Regions from separate parts of the Mus musculus genome. Here region 2 is linked to region 1. Evidence: chromatin loops called from intact Hi-C (ENCODE). Cell type or tissue: left cerebral cortex. All regions are shown on one strand.

The links. A loop is a pair of places that touch in the nucleus more often than their neighbours do. Peaks named below come from ENCODE experiments on the same cell type or tissue, not always from the same donor. Only the 100,000 strongest peaks of a DNase experiment are listed, where the experiment ranks them.
Region 2: it touches region 1 in a loop (2.3-fold over the local background); 4 of 42 quality-filtered maps call a loop at or near these places.

The regions. Positions count from the first base shown.
Region 1 is chr9:83,831,093-83,839,092 of GRCm38, forward strand. It overlaps Ttk (Ttk protein kinase), which reads left to right and starts at 3,597. Exons shown (of 22, transcript NM_009445.2): 1 at 3,597-3,667; 2 at 4,679-4,832. The coding sequence starts at 4,697. In left cerebral cortex, CTCF peaks have their summits at 3,124 and 3,633; DNase peaks (open chromatin) are centred at 3,233 and 3,525; H3K4me3 peaks cover 1,429 bases; H3K27ac peaks cover 1,047 bases.
Region 2 is chr9:83,920,966-83,928,965 of GRCm38, forward strand. Bckdhb (branched chain ketoacid dehydrogenase E1, beta polypeptide) reads left to right here and starts at 4,172. Exons shown (of 11, transcript NM_001305935.1): 1 at 4,172-4,394. The coding sequence starts at 4,205. It overlaps Gm36278 (a long non-coding RNA gene), which reads right to left and starts at 4,040. Exons shown (of 4, transcript XR_379675.2): 1 at 3,865-4,040; 2 at 2,472-2,576; 3 at 2,230-2,368; 4 at 856-1,329. In left cerebral cortex, no CTCF peak of the experiment used is centred here; DNase peaks (open chromatin) are centred at 3,654, 4,122 and 4,868; H3K4me3 peaks cover 2,059 bases; H3K27ac peaks cover 907 bases.

The DNA.
Region 1 (8,000 bases):
GTTACGAAGGGAAAAGGTTCCCCAGCAACTATCCCTGTTGTCTCCCTTTGGGTTTCTAGCCTCCAGCTGAGAAAAATGTATCTAGGTTTAGGTCGCACATTCTCTGAAATTCTGTTCCGGCAACAAAAATGATAAGTCCATACTCTAACTGTGAAGATGCAAGTCTGTCTGGTTCACTCAAGATGTTCGGCATTCTAAGAAATCCAGAATGGGACATGGTCTCTCTGCTCAACAGCCGTTTTCCTTTCTCTTTCTTGTTTTACTTTCAGTTCTCTCTAGACAAACTGCCCGGGTCTGGGTAGGTGACAATGGGCAATTGACATGCTCCCATACAAGGCACATTGATTAGTCAAATTACATCCCATTTCTCCACTCTAAATTTTTGGCAGGGACGTTTCAGCTGTTAGCTGCTTGGAGCTGTCTGGGCCTGCCTTTGTAAAAACGAAACCGGCTTTAAAAAAGGACTTGTATCCATCAGAGAATGATGCCTGTTTTTTAATAACTAAATGAAGATTTGTGACACAGAATCTGCAGCTAGGCTTCAGAGCATTTGATCTCAATGTCCTATGTGTATCCACACCTCTGGATCCATGCGTGAGGATATTGTCAAATGAGGCCTCAACCAAAGATCACAGGCCATTCACTGACTTAAGAAGATGAACTACGAAGTCCATTTAAGATTATTAAGAGGTCTCTATGAGAGCTAGACTTCTTGGCGGTAGCATTTCACCAGTTCAGCATGATATCCTTCTTATAATTCTTTCATTTTTGCCTGATTTGTGTCTTTATATTTAAATCAGATAGCTGGGCTACTAGATCTGGCTACTACGGAAGCTGGTGAAGGAGGATTGCTTCAACCCAGGGGTTTGAGACCGACAGAGAGAGACAGTCATTTCAAAACATAACGAAATAAAACAAAAGGACAGCAAGATCTCCAAAGTGGGTTTCTTGTAGGTACTGAATTGAGATTTGCTTTTTTTTCTGAGGCTTTATTTTTGATTGTGCACATTTAGTGAAATTACCGATAGACTTGGATTTCGATCTACCATTTTGATAACGTGTTTTCCTCTTTGTTTTTGCTTGCATTCTGAATCCCTCTTTGCACTGATCACCTGCTCTTCACGTCCACTCTTTTGCTCAGCAGCAGCAATTACTTTTTTGTTTGCTTGTTGGTTTTTACTTGTTTGTCATTTTCCTCTTGTTTTTAGTGCTTTCTTTAGGCTTTTAATAACAGTATTGATATATGTTTTGGATCACATACATTATTCCGGTGTGTATACTCATTGTAGATTCAGAATTACTCTATCAGAAGAATTTTCTTGACTATCTTGTATTCTAGTTATGATACTTGTGATAAGCCATCCTTCCTATCTTTTCATCTTTATTTTCCCTTCATAATGAATAATACTTTTGGTGGATGTAAAATTTGTCAGGGCCAGCTTTTTTTTTTTTAAAGTATTCTGAAATAGGTTTTGCATTTTACATCATTTCTGACAGGTCGTCTGTTGTCGTCTTCATGGTTGTCTTCCTATGTGTAACTAACTGTCTTTTATCCTTCAGCTGTTTTGAAGACCTTTCTCTTCATAACCAGTTTTAAACAACTTAATTACGTTCCTATAATACAATCATAAATTGTGGAGGGATTCTCCATGTCGTTCAGTCTGTTGTTGTTGGTTTTTAGTTTTGATCACAGTTGAACAGACTGCCCACTTTTTTCCAGTTTCCCCTCATTTCTTCTAGGAATTCCAGTTGTATGTATATTAGACCACCTTGTTTCACAGTCTGCCACTGCTTTTGTTCACTTTTATCTCCCTGTGTTTAATTTTATGTATTCTAAAATAAAGACTTCTTTTTATTATTTGTAGTTGTGTTTGTGTGTGTGCATCTGTGGTAAATGCACCTGAGTGTGGGTATCTCAGATGCACCAGATTCCCGTTGGAGCTGGAGTCACCAGCGATGGTGAGCACCTGATGTGGGGCTTCTGCAAAAGCAAGAAGTGCTCTTAGCTGCTGAACCATCTCTCCAGCCCTTCATACAGTTTTTAAATTGTGCTTTCAAGCCTAGTGATTTTTTTTCTTTTCCCAGCAAATTATCTTCTAACCCCACATAATGTACTTTCTATTGCATACCTTGCACATTTCATTTCCATACATCTATTTTGCTTTTTCTCACACACTCTGAATTTCTCTTTAACATGTTTATAGAATTCTCTCTTAAGTTTTTGGAGTGCATAAAATACAGCACACATTACTATTTTAATGTCCTAATTAGCCAAATATGTCATCTGTGTCATTTCTGGTCTGTTTTAATTGATCCCTTATTCCCCCTCCCCCTTAATAGTTACATTTTCTTGTTTTCAAAGTCTGGTGATTTTTTTTTCAATTACATAAGAGTGTAACGACAACCCTGTTGAGTTTTCTTGTATTTCTATAAATATTACTGAGCTGTGTTCTAGTCTACAGTTAAATTTCATGAAGATAGTCTGATCTTTTTAAGGTTTGCTTTTCAGCTTTTATGCTTGACCAAAAATACTTTAAAGACTAACTTTGCATTAAACCTTCTGTGTCTATAGGTTCTACATTCATGGATTTACTCAACTGTAGATGAGAAAAAAATATGTTTTTCCTGTGTCTCTATTGAACAACTTGTCAATATTTCTTAAGTAACACTATATAACATCTATTTGTATCACTTCTGTATTCAACTGGGTATTACAAATGATGCATAGACGATAAATTTTAAAGTATTCAGGACGCTGGGAGATTTAAATCACATGCCTTTAACCCCAGCCTGTTCTGCAAAGGGAGTCAGTTCTGTGGCAGCAGTGAATACACACACAGTGAGATTCTGCCTCGAAAACAAAAACAAACTAGCTCCCCTCCCCCACCAAAAGAAAATAAATGTATACAGGAATAGAGCATAGGTTGTGTGTACAATGCCTCTTTATTTAAAGACTTGGAATATCCACAGATTTGGGTATCAGCAATTTGTGACAGAGGGCATCACTTACTGAATGAAGATGAGAGATCTGGCTACTGCTGTAGCTTCTTACACAAAGCAAAACTATCAAGAGTAAACCAGAGCAAAAACACAGCATCTGCGCCATTTCTCGCCCATGAAACCGTTCCCCTGGACCACACAGTCTGCTAGGGGAGCTGGGTACCATTGAGAAAGCCTAGAGAAGCGTTTCTCCTAAGAGCAGCTGAGCTCATAACTGAGACAGCATCACGGGGATGGGGGCGGGGGGGGGGAATGGTTCGGAGAAAGGAGCTCAGCCAGGATGTCCCGACAGGGAGGGGACCAGAATTCTAACAAAGAGAAGGGCGGGTCTTGGGTTGAAGGCGAGGCCAGGGCTCCCTGGAGGGTAGTGCAAGGTCCAGCGGGAGAGCACCAAAGAAAAAGACCCTGACCCCTGACCGTACAGGCGCAGGTCAGCACGGCGAGCGCGTCGGCAGCTGCGGGTAACTCCCCGGGCCGCTTGAAGTGGGTGGGTCCGGCCTCAACGCAGGAGGGGCGGTGCGACGCAAGGAGCCAATCACGGCCCACGCTTCCACGTGGCGAGCCGTAACCAATGAGAGGTAGCGGGGAAGGCAGCGGGGAAATTTCAAACGTGTTTCCGGAGAGGGGTTGGGGTGCTGCTGTTTGGGCTGCAGCTTGGCTTTCAGAGGTGGGTGCATCAGAGCGGGCATGGCAGAGAGGCTGCGGCCGGCGGGAGGCTGCTGGGTGACGAGGGTGGCGGCGAGCGAGCTGGCGCTTGAGCCCCCGGCCAGGCGGGCGGGTACGGCCTGTAGGTCCTGGGCTGCTGGTGGGGGAGCAGGGCCCAGAAGCGGGTGCGCCGTGCGGGTCAGGACTGATTGTGTAACTCTCAAGACCTGCCCCCGTGGGTGGCTGTGAGCTGGGAGGAGGTGGGGAACCCCTTGCTCCCCTCCTTTGGGCCCATTTTTATTGTTAACACTCCGCGGTGGCTCTGAGCTTTAGTTACTGCGTTGTGGAGAATGGCAGACAGAGTGACAGAAAGCCTGCAGACTGTGGGCTATTAACCAACACATTCATGCAGATAACCGGAGCGCCTGGGCTCCAGTACTGTGACAAGTACCTCGATGCTTGCATTAGAAGGATAAAAGCACAAATCAGGGCTTTGTCTGGGACAAACTTCTGAAAGTCGCTTATCTGTAGAAGGATGCAGAATGCGCGCAATGTCAATATTTACTCTGGCAGGGTAGGCGACCAAAGGGACAACTTATTGTCATTACCAAACGGATTCCTTACGTTCCGTAGGTGAAAGAAAGACATTCAGTGAAATGAAGTTTTCAAAGGCGTCAGCTGGACGTGGTGGTGTATCTATGTACAGCTAGTGCTTGGGAGATGTAAGGAGATAAGCTGCAGAATCAGAGAGAGCAAGGCCATCCTAGGCTACTTAACACCCTTACTCAAAACACAAAAGCGTCATGAGAGCATTATCTTCCAGGTTCACACAGTGTAACCTCAATGCTGTTTCATACTGGGAAGAATAGATGTTTTTGGTTCGTTGAAACTTTGTTCTGGTAAATTACAAGCTATGTCCTTGTGGGTTTTGTTGCTCTGGTTTGATTTAGTTGCCACTAACACTTACCTCATAACAGTTACATTTAGATAGATATGTTTACAAAACTAATGTTCTATCTTATTTATTCCAAAGACGAGTTACAATTTAGAAATGGAGGCTGAAGAGTTAATTGGCAGCAGTGTGACGATTGATTCCATCATGAGCAAAATGAGAGATATTAAAAATAAGATAAATGAAGACTGTACTGATGAGCTAAGCTTGTCTAAAATCTGTGCCGATCACACGGGTGAGTTTTTTCTTTGCTTAAAAAAGCAAACAAAAACCTAAAAAAAAAAAAAAAAAAACCGTTGAGAGCCTCCGAGTTGAAGGTGAGCAGTGTTAACCACCTTGTGTGGCCTAATGAAGTTGTTTCTGTTTTTCTCAGTAAGTGATGGTTATCCGTTAAATTGTACTTCATACTTTAACTTCTTTTGTTTGGAAACATTACAAGTGTTTTTTGCTGGAGGGAAACAGGCAGGCAGATAGATACACCAAACTTGGGAATCTGAGGCAGAAAGCTCTCAAGTTTGTAGCCAGTGTGGAAAACATAGTAAGACCCTATCTCAAAAGCTCAAAACAACAAAAAAGAATCCTTCTTGAGTGTGCTCACAGGTAGTTCTCTCAACTCTTTTGTTACTGCCTGCTACCTTTGTTGGCTACTTTGCCTGCTGCTGTGAGCGCGCGCGTACACACACACACACACACACACACACACACACACACACACACACACAGGGTTTTTGGTTTTGACTGTTTTTGCCACAAACTGAGGAAGCCTCACCAATCTTCCTGAAGTTAATTTCTTGTACTCACGTATTCTTTTTATTTTGCGTGTGAATGTTTTATCTCTGTGTGTTTATATATGTACCACTTTCATGCTTGCTCTCCTTGGAGGTCAGAAGAGAGCACAGGAATTCCCCTGGAACTGGAGCTATGGATGGTTGTGAGCCATCATGTAGGCGCTGAGAATGGAACCTGGGTCCTCTGCAAGAGCATAAAAGTGCCCCACACTGCTGAGACCCCTCTCCAGTCCTCTGAAGTTATATTTAATCTTAACACGGAACACTGAAGTGAAGTATCTGCCTATTAGTCTTGTAGCTGTCTTACCTCTGTTCTGGCTACAGGTCTGTGAGTCCCAAATAGGTGTTCATTTTCACCTCTCTGGTCTTTGTAAACGTCTCTTCATGGCCTTCCCTGATAAACTTGTTTGAGAAAGTTACCTCCTGAGATGGGGGTGTGTCTCCCATCTTCTTTTCCTGTATTGTTTGCACAGCCCCGGTTCACTTCCTGCATTTGTGTATCTGTTCTTGATCTGTCCAAGAAGTGGAAATGACTAGAATGTCCTTTCCATGAGGTCAGCTACCTGTCTGTTATAGCCAGTGCTTGGGTTGGCGCCCGATATGAAGTTGTTGAATACCGAATGAGCGAAAAGCCCCACAGTGTAACACACTAGTTTTGTCTTTCTTAGGTCTCAAGTGGTTGATGTCATTTAAATGGTGGATATTTGCCAGCTAAAAACAGATGCTCTGTGTTTCATCTCTTTAAACTGGATTAAAACCCCACTAGCTACATGAATCAGGGTAAAATTGACCATCAGTGCCTGAATGCTTAATGAAGTTTAATTCAAAAGCAAATGTGCAATAAACCCAAGGTGTTTCTGCCTGTGCTTGCCCATGCTGCATTGCTCAGCTGCTCAGTAGCCTTGGTTCCAAGCACACAGTGTGGGTACTTTGCGCTGTGCACAGTGTCCCATGGCTCAGTGCCGGTAAGCCTTGCTTAGATCTGAGATGATTGTACATTATAAACCGTCACATCTTTATTGTAGGCACAGAGGTTCTTTCTTTCACAGAAATGCAGTAATTTAATGATGAAAAAAAAAAGACTTTTTAAAAAGCATTTTCCTACCTTTATTCCTACGTGTATCAGATTATTTTATCTTTGGAATGTAATATGTTAGAATGATTGATTTTGAAAATTGTAGGCTTGCTGACTTGAATTTCATTAAATATTGTTAACTTAATTTATTCCTGGGATGAGAATAGAATTTCCAGGCGTTTCTAAAGTTGCCATACACATATTTCCTCCATTTGTACAATCACCTGTACCCTCAGCATCGCTGGTACTAGACTCAAAATACTGACTAAGTCTGAAGGACACTAAAGATGCGCTGTGCCCTGCAAACTCCAGATATTTCACCAAAAACAATCAACATCCATCTCATTAGTATACGTGCTTGCTTTTATCCTTAATAAATAGTAAAATTATATGTGTAACAACGAATTATTTTAAAATAAGTTGATTTGTGATCCTGTCAGTAAAAGTTCAATCTTTTATACCTATTTTATACACCTGTAGTCCTGGTAGTTGCTTCAAAACTTCCTCAGGTAAAAAGGTCTCACAGGTGGGAGAACTCTGGTTACTAGTGGGCCTGGTTCCTAGAGGCCTCCAAATCACAAGTGGCAAGATATATTTTTTAGGTATTTCACAAACTAACTTGTTAGGAAATTAGTAGAAATAAAACTGGAAAATCAGTTGGTGGGGTGCACACCATTGATCCTAGCACTCAGGAGGCAGGGCCAGGTGGATTTCTGAGTTCAAGGCCAGCCTGGTCTACAGAGTGAGTTCTAGGCCAGCCAGGGATGCATAGAGAAACCCTGTCTCAAAAACAAAAACAACAGGAAAAAAAAAATCAACCAAAACAAAACTGAGAAAACTACATTGGTAGTATCCAGCCAGCTTACTTTTAGAGTGAGCAATAGAATGTCAGGAATGAGCTGCTCTGCGAGAAAGCAGGAAAGGTGACTTTGTTTTCTAAAGGAGTAATAGCTTCTTCAGGAAATTAGAATTTAAAATACCTTTCTAATAAAAGTAATTAATAAACTAATAAAAGATATCCTAAGTAGGGGGCTGGTGTTCAAATTCCTTTCTTTTTTTTTTTTTTTAAAAGTGCACTTATTTAGTGCTGACTAAGTGAAAATTATGTTTGCAGGACTTAGCCCACTGTGTGCACATTAAGCAAAGGTAGAGGGTTAGCGGGTCAAGATCACACTTAGCTAAGTATTGAGTTGAAGGCCACCCTGGGTTACTTGACCCTGTTATAAAAAAGTAAAACAAAATCATCTGAAGTGTATTCTTTTCTGTTGTGGTTTTGGTTTGTTTGTTTGCTTTGAGACAGGGTCTCTATGTAGCCCCAGCTGTCCTGGCACTGCCATGTAGACCAGGCTGATTTCAAAGTCACAGAGATTCACCTGCCTCTGTCCCCCCAGTGCTGGGATTAAAGGTGTGCAACACCATACCTAGCTTGAAGTTTATTCTCGCTTTTGCTATGTATGATGGAATTTCACAGCAAGAAAGCTGACACCCACAAGAAACCCTGTAGGTTTTGAAGGCACGGATTGGTGAGACCAGGAAATTA
Region 2 (8,000 bases), 90 kb after region 1:
CCTGTCTCTGGATCTGCCAGTTGTGGTTGCAGGGATAACACTGTTAAGGGGTGGGGAGGGGGTGTGAATGACAGCACTGATCTATTTATTTCTGTGGTTTCATTTTAAGAAAGACAAAGGGAGTGATACAAATGTAACCTGTTGTGACTGGCATCTTCCTTCCTTCCTTCCTTCCTTCCTTCCTTCCTTCCTTCCTTCCTTCCTTCCTTCCTTCCTTCCTAACTTTTTCTACTCCATTTAAGTCCTTTAGGATCTATCCAAATGTGGCTCCCACCAATAGCTTATTTCTAGCTGGGTGTGGCAGTGCTCACTTGCTATTTTACCACTTTGGACTCTGAGACCAGCCTCATCTACATAGTGTGCACAGTGTCTAAAAGTCTAACACCCATGTATGTTACAGCTGGCGGGAGAGATGGCTCAGTGGTTACAAGTGCTTGCTGCTCTTTCAGAGTACAGGAGTTTAGGTTCCTGCCATCTACTCCTCTTGGGTGTATTTGCTTCCTTTTGTTCTAGAGCTTTCAGGTGCGCTGTCAAGCTGCTAGTGTAAGCTCTCTCCAGTATCTTTTTGGAGGCACTTAGAGCTATGAGTTTTCCTCTTAGCACTGCTTTCATTGTGTCCCATAAGTTTGGGTAGGTTGTACCTTCATTTTCATTAAATTCTAAATAGTTTTTAATTTCTTTCCTTATTTCTTCCTTGACCAAGTTGTCACTGAGTAGAGGTTGTTCAGCTCCCAGGCGTATGTGGGCTTTTTGTTGTTTTTGTTGCTATTGAAGACCAGCCTTAATCAGTAGTGATCTGATAGGAGGCATGGGATAATTTCTTTCCATTTTCAGTGAGGTTTTACTTGTTTGTTTGCTTTGCTTTTTCTTTTTTCCCTGAGGCAGGGTTTTTCTGTGTGTCCTTGGTTGTTCTGGGAACTTGCTCTGTTGACCAGGTTGTCCTCAAACTCACTTAAGCAAAAATCTCTCAAAGGTAAGCCCAGTCACTTTTGGTTTTTCATTAATCCCAGATATAGCTAAGTTGACAAATAAAGTAGCCACCACAGCTTGTCTTATGTTTTTGTCTTAACTTGCTTTTGCTGCTGAGATGTATTCCATTGCCCAAAGGAGCCAGTTTACGTATGTACTCACCGACTGATGTTCAGTTTGTTTGCTTCTGAGCTTGGCAAGCATGAACAATGCTGAGACAATATTTTGTGCAAAGCCTGACATAGTGCCCATGTCTATAACCCCAGTACTTCGTAGGCAGAGGCTGGGAGAACTTGAGTTCAATGTTATCTTTGGCTACTTGCTGAATTCCAGGTCAGGCTGGTCAACAGAAGTTCCTGTCTACAAAAGAAAAATAAAGAGCCACAATGTTGGCTTGAGTTTCTAAGTTACTTGAGAAGATATCAAGAGGTATGACTCATAGATTATGTTGTAAGAGCAATGTAATTTTGTAAGAAACTACCAAACTGTCTTTCAATGTGACTTTGCTACTTTGCTTTTTTAATGAGCCATATCTCTGTCTTAGTTTGGTTTCTATTGCTGTAACAAAATACCATCACCAAAGGCATCTTGTGGAAAAAAGGCTTTACTTTAGTGTATAGCTTGTATCCCATCATCCAGGGAAACCAGGATGAGGACTCAAGACAGGAACTGAAGCAGAAGCCATGGAGGAATGCTACTTACTGGCTTGCTCCTCCTGGCTTTCTTAGCCTGCCTTCTTATACCGAGCAGGATCACTTGCCCAAGGGTAGCACAGCCCACACTGTTTTGTGCCCAGTCACACCGATCATTAATCAAGAAAATAACCCACAGACTAGTGTATAATCTAATTTAACAGAAACATTTTCTCAGTTGAAGTCCTCTCTTCCCACATAACCCTGCTTGCTTGTGTCAAATTTACAAAAAAGTCTAACCAGGACAAGCAATTCTCTGCCCATCAAAGTTTTCTTTTTCTTACACTTTGTGTGTGTGTGGTGTGTGTGTGTGTGTGTGTGTGTGTGTGTGTGTGTATACGTACGATGACATCTTGTGGAGGTCATAGGGCAACTTTCAGGAGTTATTTCTTGTCTAACATGTCATCTTTAGGTATTAAACCCACGTTATCAGGATTAGCAGCAAGCTCCTTTACCCTCTCAGCCATACCCTAGTCCTTTCAACTCAGTTTTCATTGACTAACTTGTCTTTTTAAAACCTTGAGTTTAAAGAGTGCATATGTATAAAACAATAAATCCTGTTACAAACCCATTATTAACTGCCAAATGTCTCCAAGTTTCTTCGTTCTGAAGGCCACATTTGCATACTTCCTAGCCACCCCGGAGCAACATTTTACTCTTCTGTATGGCACGCTAGCTTGAAGGTAGTGATATTCCTCTGGATCCATCTGCAAAGAAAGTGTTACTTTTTTACATATAGTCACTGAATCAAAAGAGGGACGAATCTCAGCAGAAGTAGACTGAAGTGAAGTTCTGTGAGAGAAAACGAACCAAGAATCATTCTGAAGAAAGAAGAGCAACTGTGATGTCCATTGGCTCCATCTTCACAGGCTCTCCGTGTCCCCAGGGATTAGTCAGAAACCCAAGTGGAAATGGCTCAAACAAAGAAGATAGCCCATTTGCAGCATATTAAGGTGTCATGAGGAACCCAGCCATCAGAAATTCCAAATGTAGTCAGTTTCATCTTTTTTTGGGATTATCAAATTACTGAAAACTTCCAATTTTTGCACTTCCCAGAGGCATTTAAAGATAGCCTGACTCCCTGAAAAGAGAGTTTCCCAAACGAAGTTCAATGCAGCTGGGGATGGGGGCAGGCAGAGGCTCTCAGCATAGGAACAAGACATTTCTTTCCTTGCCCTGGAAGACACTTCATTCTTTCACGACAATGAGCCTTTGCACCCACCTCACCTGTTGTGGAAGACTATGGTTCTCTGTGCTCTGCTTTGGCAACCTCTAATCCTCTGGGTGCAGGTCAGCCTTACCTCTGGAAGCATTTTGACCTTCAAGAGCTTGTTTCTCTTCATGCTGTTCTAAGTCTCTTACCACATTTGAATGCCACTGTCTAAGCTGTCTCCTTTGTGTGCATTTCTGAATACGTAGAATTCCATTTCTACTCTTACCCCGTGCTTCTTAGCTAAACCTAACATCTGTTAAGAGGTCACAAATACTACAGGAGGAATGTTTCTTCCTGGCTCCTTCCTCTCTGTTCTCTCAGTCTGTCATAATACTTTCTCCATTCTGGAATCCTTCCTCGAGATCTAGACATACTTTCTTGCCTCTGTTGTATTCTATTTTGATGGCTATCTTCCAACTCATGGCTAAGGAAGATAAATAAATACACACACACATATCATATATATGATATATATGCGATATCATATTTGATATGTATGTGATATATATGATATATATAAAACACTTAAATATTTTAAGATAAAATTTATAAAGTTGATTATTTTGACTTTAAATCAGTCATTCAACTTGCTTTTTTTTTTTTTTTTGGTTTTTTGAGACAGGGTTTCTCTGTGTAGCCCTGGCTGTCCTGGAACTCACTCTGTAGACCAGCCTGCCTCTGCCTCCCAAGTGCTGGGATTAAAGGCGTGCACCACCACCGCCCGGCAACTTGCATATTTCTAAGTTACACAGAGTAAGACCATTAGGTGATTTTTGCTGCACCTCGACTTTAAATTCCTAGTGGATTTGAAGGCCGAAATCTCTACTTACTATTTTTTGATATGATCTAAATCAGGATAAGCAAAATCAATTTTAAAGATTTAAATATATTTACTATTTCAAAATAAGAGTGAAGGCCTTTCCCGAATTCTAGATTTTTTCGGAAACTCGAAACCAACGCCTGTCTTTGCAATGACCATATTGCACTTACAGACTATGAGAAACACAGCCTAAAACGAAAACGCTACTGAAAAATGCACCGCAAAAATGACACTGCGAAAGAACACAGGCAGTCGCGTTGTGACACCCCAAGTCCTGCAGCTGATTTTGGGGTGGGACCCAGGGACCACATCTCAGGCTGCAGGGGCCTTGGTATGGCTTCCGTCTGGGCGGGCCGCCAGGTCATAGCGTCTCCATCCCCGCCCCCGAACTTCCGTCTCCGATTGGTCTCTTTCACGGACCCGCCCCTCGAGGCTGCCCAATGAGGAAGCCTGCGTCTTAGCTCCTCCCTCCCTGCCGGCAGCGTGGGCTGCGGTGCCTGAGAACTGGGGATGGCGGCGGTGGCTGCGCGCGCGGGTGGGCTGCTGTGGCTCCGGGCTGCGGGAGCAGAGCGGCGGCGGTGCGGACTGCGCTGCGCTGCGCTGGTGCAAGGCTTCCTGCAACCCGGGGGCGAGGACACGGCCCAGAAGCGGCGGGTGGCCCACTTCACTTTCCATCCGGACCCAGAGTCCCTGCAGTATGGTGAGATTTGGGGATCTTGCTGCATCCCGGCTCTATCCTTGCCTTGCCCTAGACTCTAGACTCTACTCTAGAGCCTCCTTGGTTCGGGTCAGTTTGCGTTCCTGTTACTCGTCCTTGGTGATTCTTCCCTTCAGATGCAGCCCCTGGAACTTCAAGATAGGTGAGAGGGCACTCTGCCTTCTGCTAGGGCCTGAGGGTGTAGAGGAGTTGTCCAAAGAGCGCTCCCCCGCCCCCTTCCCCTGAGTTCTATCCATGCTTTCCCCATATCAGGTCTTAGGTGTTAGCTTGTCCTAGACTGAGTCACTAACTTGAGGCAACTGTCTGTAAAACACTTGCCTTTTAATTTTCATTTGAAAATGTAAACCTAGGGAGTAAATACTAGAATTTGATTTTCTCAAGGTCACGAGACAGGTTCTGCCTAAAGATGGGAAAGAATCCAGACTTCTATTTCAGCCTCATACAGAGCTCCTGCTGGGCCCCGCTGTCACCTGGCCAAGCAGTATTCCATAGAGATGGTGGAGAAGAGCGAACAGAAGGGAATGGGGCAGGCTCCTGTCCTGCCACCTTTGCCTCACTCTGACTGTTTCTCCTGTAAGTTTTATGCAGTCGCCCTCCATCCTAGGTCTAACTGCAGAGCACCAGGAGAAAGTAAGGAAAACCTACACTGTTTTTTTTTTTTTTTTTGTCTAATAACTTGGGGCTGGCAGTTTTTGGAAGCCCATCTTTACTTGTGAACAATAATGGAATATTTAACCGAAAGCTTGCTATTGGTGAAATTTACATTCCTCATCTCATTTAGTTCATAGGACAAGATTTAATTTCATGTGAGGTAGGTCATGTTTTCATGTTTGCTTTGCAGTTAGATAAACGGAAGCCTTGAAGCAGATTATTCAACAGTACACAGGACATAAGTTCATGAGACATAGCGCCAATGGTCAGAATCTAGTAAGCAGGATTCCAGACTTGCCACTCCACGGAAGGCAATAAAGAGGCCTTTAGAAATAATTTCAATGACGGGGTTTCCCAGTTTTGTGAAATAGTAGGACTAGAAAGATGAACAGCAGTTCGTTTTTCCCTCTCAGCCTTCAGTACTGTTTTCACAGCAAAGAAACTTTGGCCTGGTAATGGAGAAATAGAGCAGAGGTCTTCCGAATTCTCCTTTCCACAGTTGTGAAATTACTAAAATCCGAGTGATGTCATGGCTCTAGGTTGTTACTATAGAAACAGTACAAACATCTTACAGATAAAAGGCAGAGTTTAGAAAAAAGTGACAACATGATTGCACCTCTCATGGTGGATGCTGCTAAACCTTTTGAGGTTCATTCTTCCAGAGCTCTGTCTTTTCCACAGTTGTAGTTTTAATACAAGTCCAATTTGCATCAACTAGAAAAATAACTTCCTGTACTGCTGTAGAGTTTTGTTGATCTGTAGAGTTCAGTAGTGAGAGTCAGGGTCTTGAGTTTGGTTTTGTCCCCATCCCCTGAGACTTTTTTTTTTTTTTTTTTTTTTTTTTTAGAGACAGGGTTTCTCTGTGTAATCCTGGCTGTCCTGGAACTCACCAGGCTGGCCTCGAACTCAGAAATCCGCCTGCCTCTGCCTCCCGAGTGCTGGGATTAAAGGCGTGCGCCACCACGCCCGGTTCCCCTGAGACTTTGAAGTCCTCACTTCTGCAAGCCTCACATCTCTGTAATTAAGGGATTAATGATAATAGCGATTTCAAAAGGAGAGGAGAGCTGAGGGCTGAATAAAATTTATGTATATATATATATATATATATATATATGAATGAATGACACAGTGTTTGCCATCTTGGAAGTAATAACGCAGTAAAGGGAAACTTTCAATAGACAATACCATGCATTTGTCATAGTTTCACAGTATTAGAAAAATCACACACATTTCATGCATGTGGCTCTCCTGCCCCCAATGATAGAGCCCTAGAGATTAGAGTTCTCACTCAAAGACATGAATGGTTTAATGGAGTTTTTAAATGCCCACTTTGAATCCCCAGTTTACCCCCAGTGTGTATAAGAGTGTTCAGTGTAGTAAGTGTGAGAGTGTGTAAGAATGTGTAAGAGTGCCGGGTGGTGCACACCTTTAAGCCCAGCACTCGGGAGGCAGAGGCAGGTGGATTTCTGAGTTCGAGGAGGCCAGCCTGGTCTACAAAGTGAGTTCCAGGACAGCCAGGGCTATACAGATGAACCCTGTCTCAAAAAAACCAAAAAAAGAAAAAAAAAGAAAAAAAGAAAAAAAAAAAGAATATGTAAGAGGAATGTGTAAGAGTGTGCTAGGGGCTAATGATGCTGAAAAGCCCAGGCACACAGCCTTGGGATTTTGTGCTAACTTCTGCACTTGTGTTTGCAGCTCTTTCAGTCTTGCTGAGGAAAGCTCTCCCATGTATTAGCTCACTGGTTCATGTTCTTTTGTGACTTGAATTTGCTTTTTTTCTTTCTTTCTTTCTTTTTTTAATATATTTTGAAAATTGCACCTTTAGTCATGTCTCCTGTTCATGTCAACACTGTTCTATGTTGTTGAGCAATTGCTTTTTATTCAGCTGGTGTAGGCACGAAGTCTCTTAGCTTGACAACCATCATGTGCGTTAGATGGTGTTTGTGTTCACTGTACAGATGAGGCAGTGGAGGCACAGAGAGACTTGTGGTCTTCCCAAGTGTGGCGAAGGGCAGAGTCAGCTTCCAGTCCCATTGTGTCCGACTCTTAAAGTCTTACAAATGGGTTTAGGTGTTAAAACTTTGCATCTTACGCCCGTTAATGAAGGTTCGGATTCTCTGTGCTTCATGGGTGCTACAGATGCTTTCCGTTCATCCATACTGTTTGATTTCACACAGAAAAGGTCCTGCTTCAGTTGCTGACTGGGGCCAACTTCTTTTAAGGTGCACAGTGGCCTGGAACAAGGACTTATCTTTGCAAAGACCATGGGAGCATTGTTTTTCAGGCAGGAAAAGACCTTTTGTAGGCTCTTTCTGTGCTGTATCAACAGAGAAAACCTCTGCGATTGAGATGTTTCTAGTAGTGGGGTAGGCAGGTCCCGTGATGATCAGGGGTAAATGAAGACCTTTTGTTGATGGGGCTCCCCTTTTTTATGGGATAGGAATAGCATGAATAAACTCGGATTAGTAAGCATGATGTTTCTTTGTGCATTGGGAAGTGAGTTTATTTGGAGTGAAAAAGGAAGACATATGAAAGATGGAGGCTTTAATATTCAGTACAAAACTTGGGGAGAGAAAGTAACACATGTCTAAGGTGCACCTCACAGTGTGATGGGTGCACTGACTTTGGTTCAAATTCTGTTGGGCTCTGGGAGACCTTCGTTTATTTCTAGGAGACAGGTGATTTGCAATGTTTTTGTTAGTGGATGGTATCGCTAGATGTATAGCAAGGAGCTGAGAGACGAGCTTTGAATATTGTCATTGCCTGGGTGAGTACCAGAGGGTAGTAGTAATACGAGTCATGTTGACCCTGTTTTACCTGTGGGTGCTGGGGAAGGGAGCTGACGATGATGTAATCGTTTGTAGCAAGAGAGACTAAAGGATGATGTGGTATTTTTCATTTTACCCAGACAAAAGTCAATGTAAGGGAGGATGTATT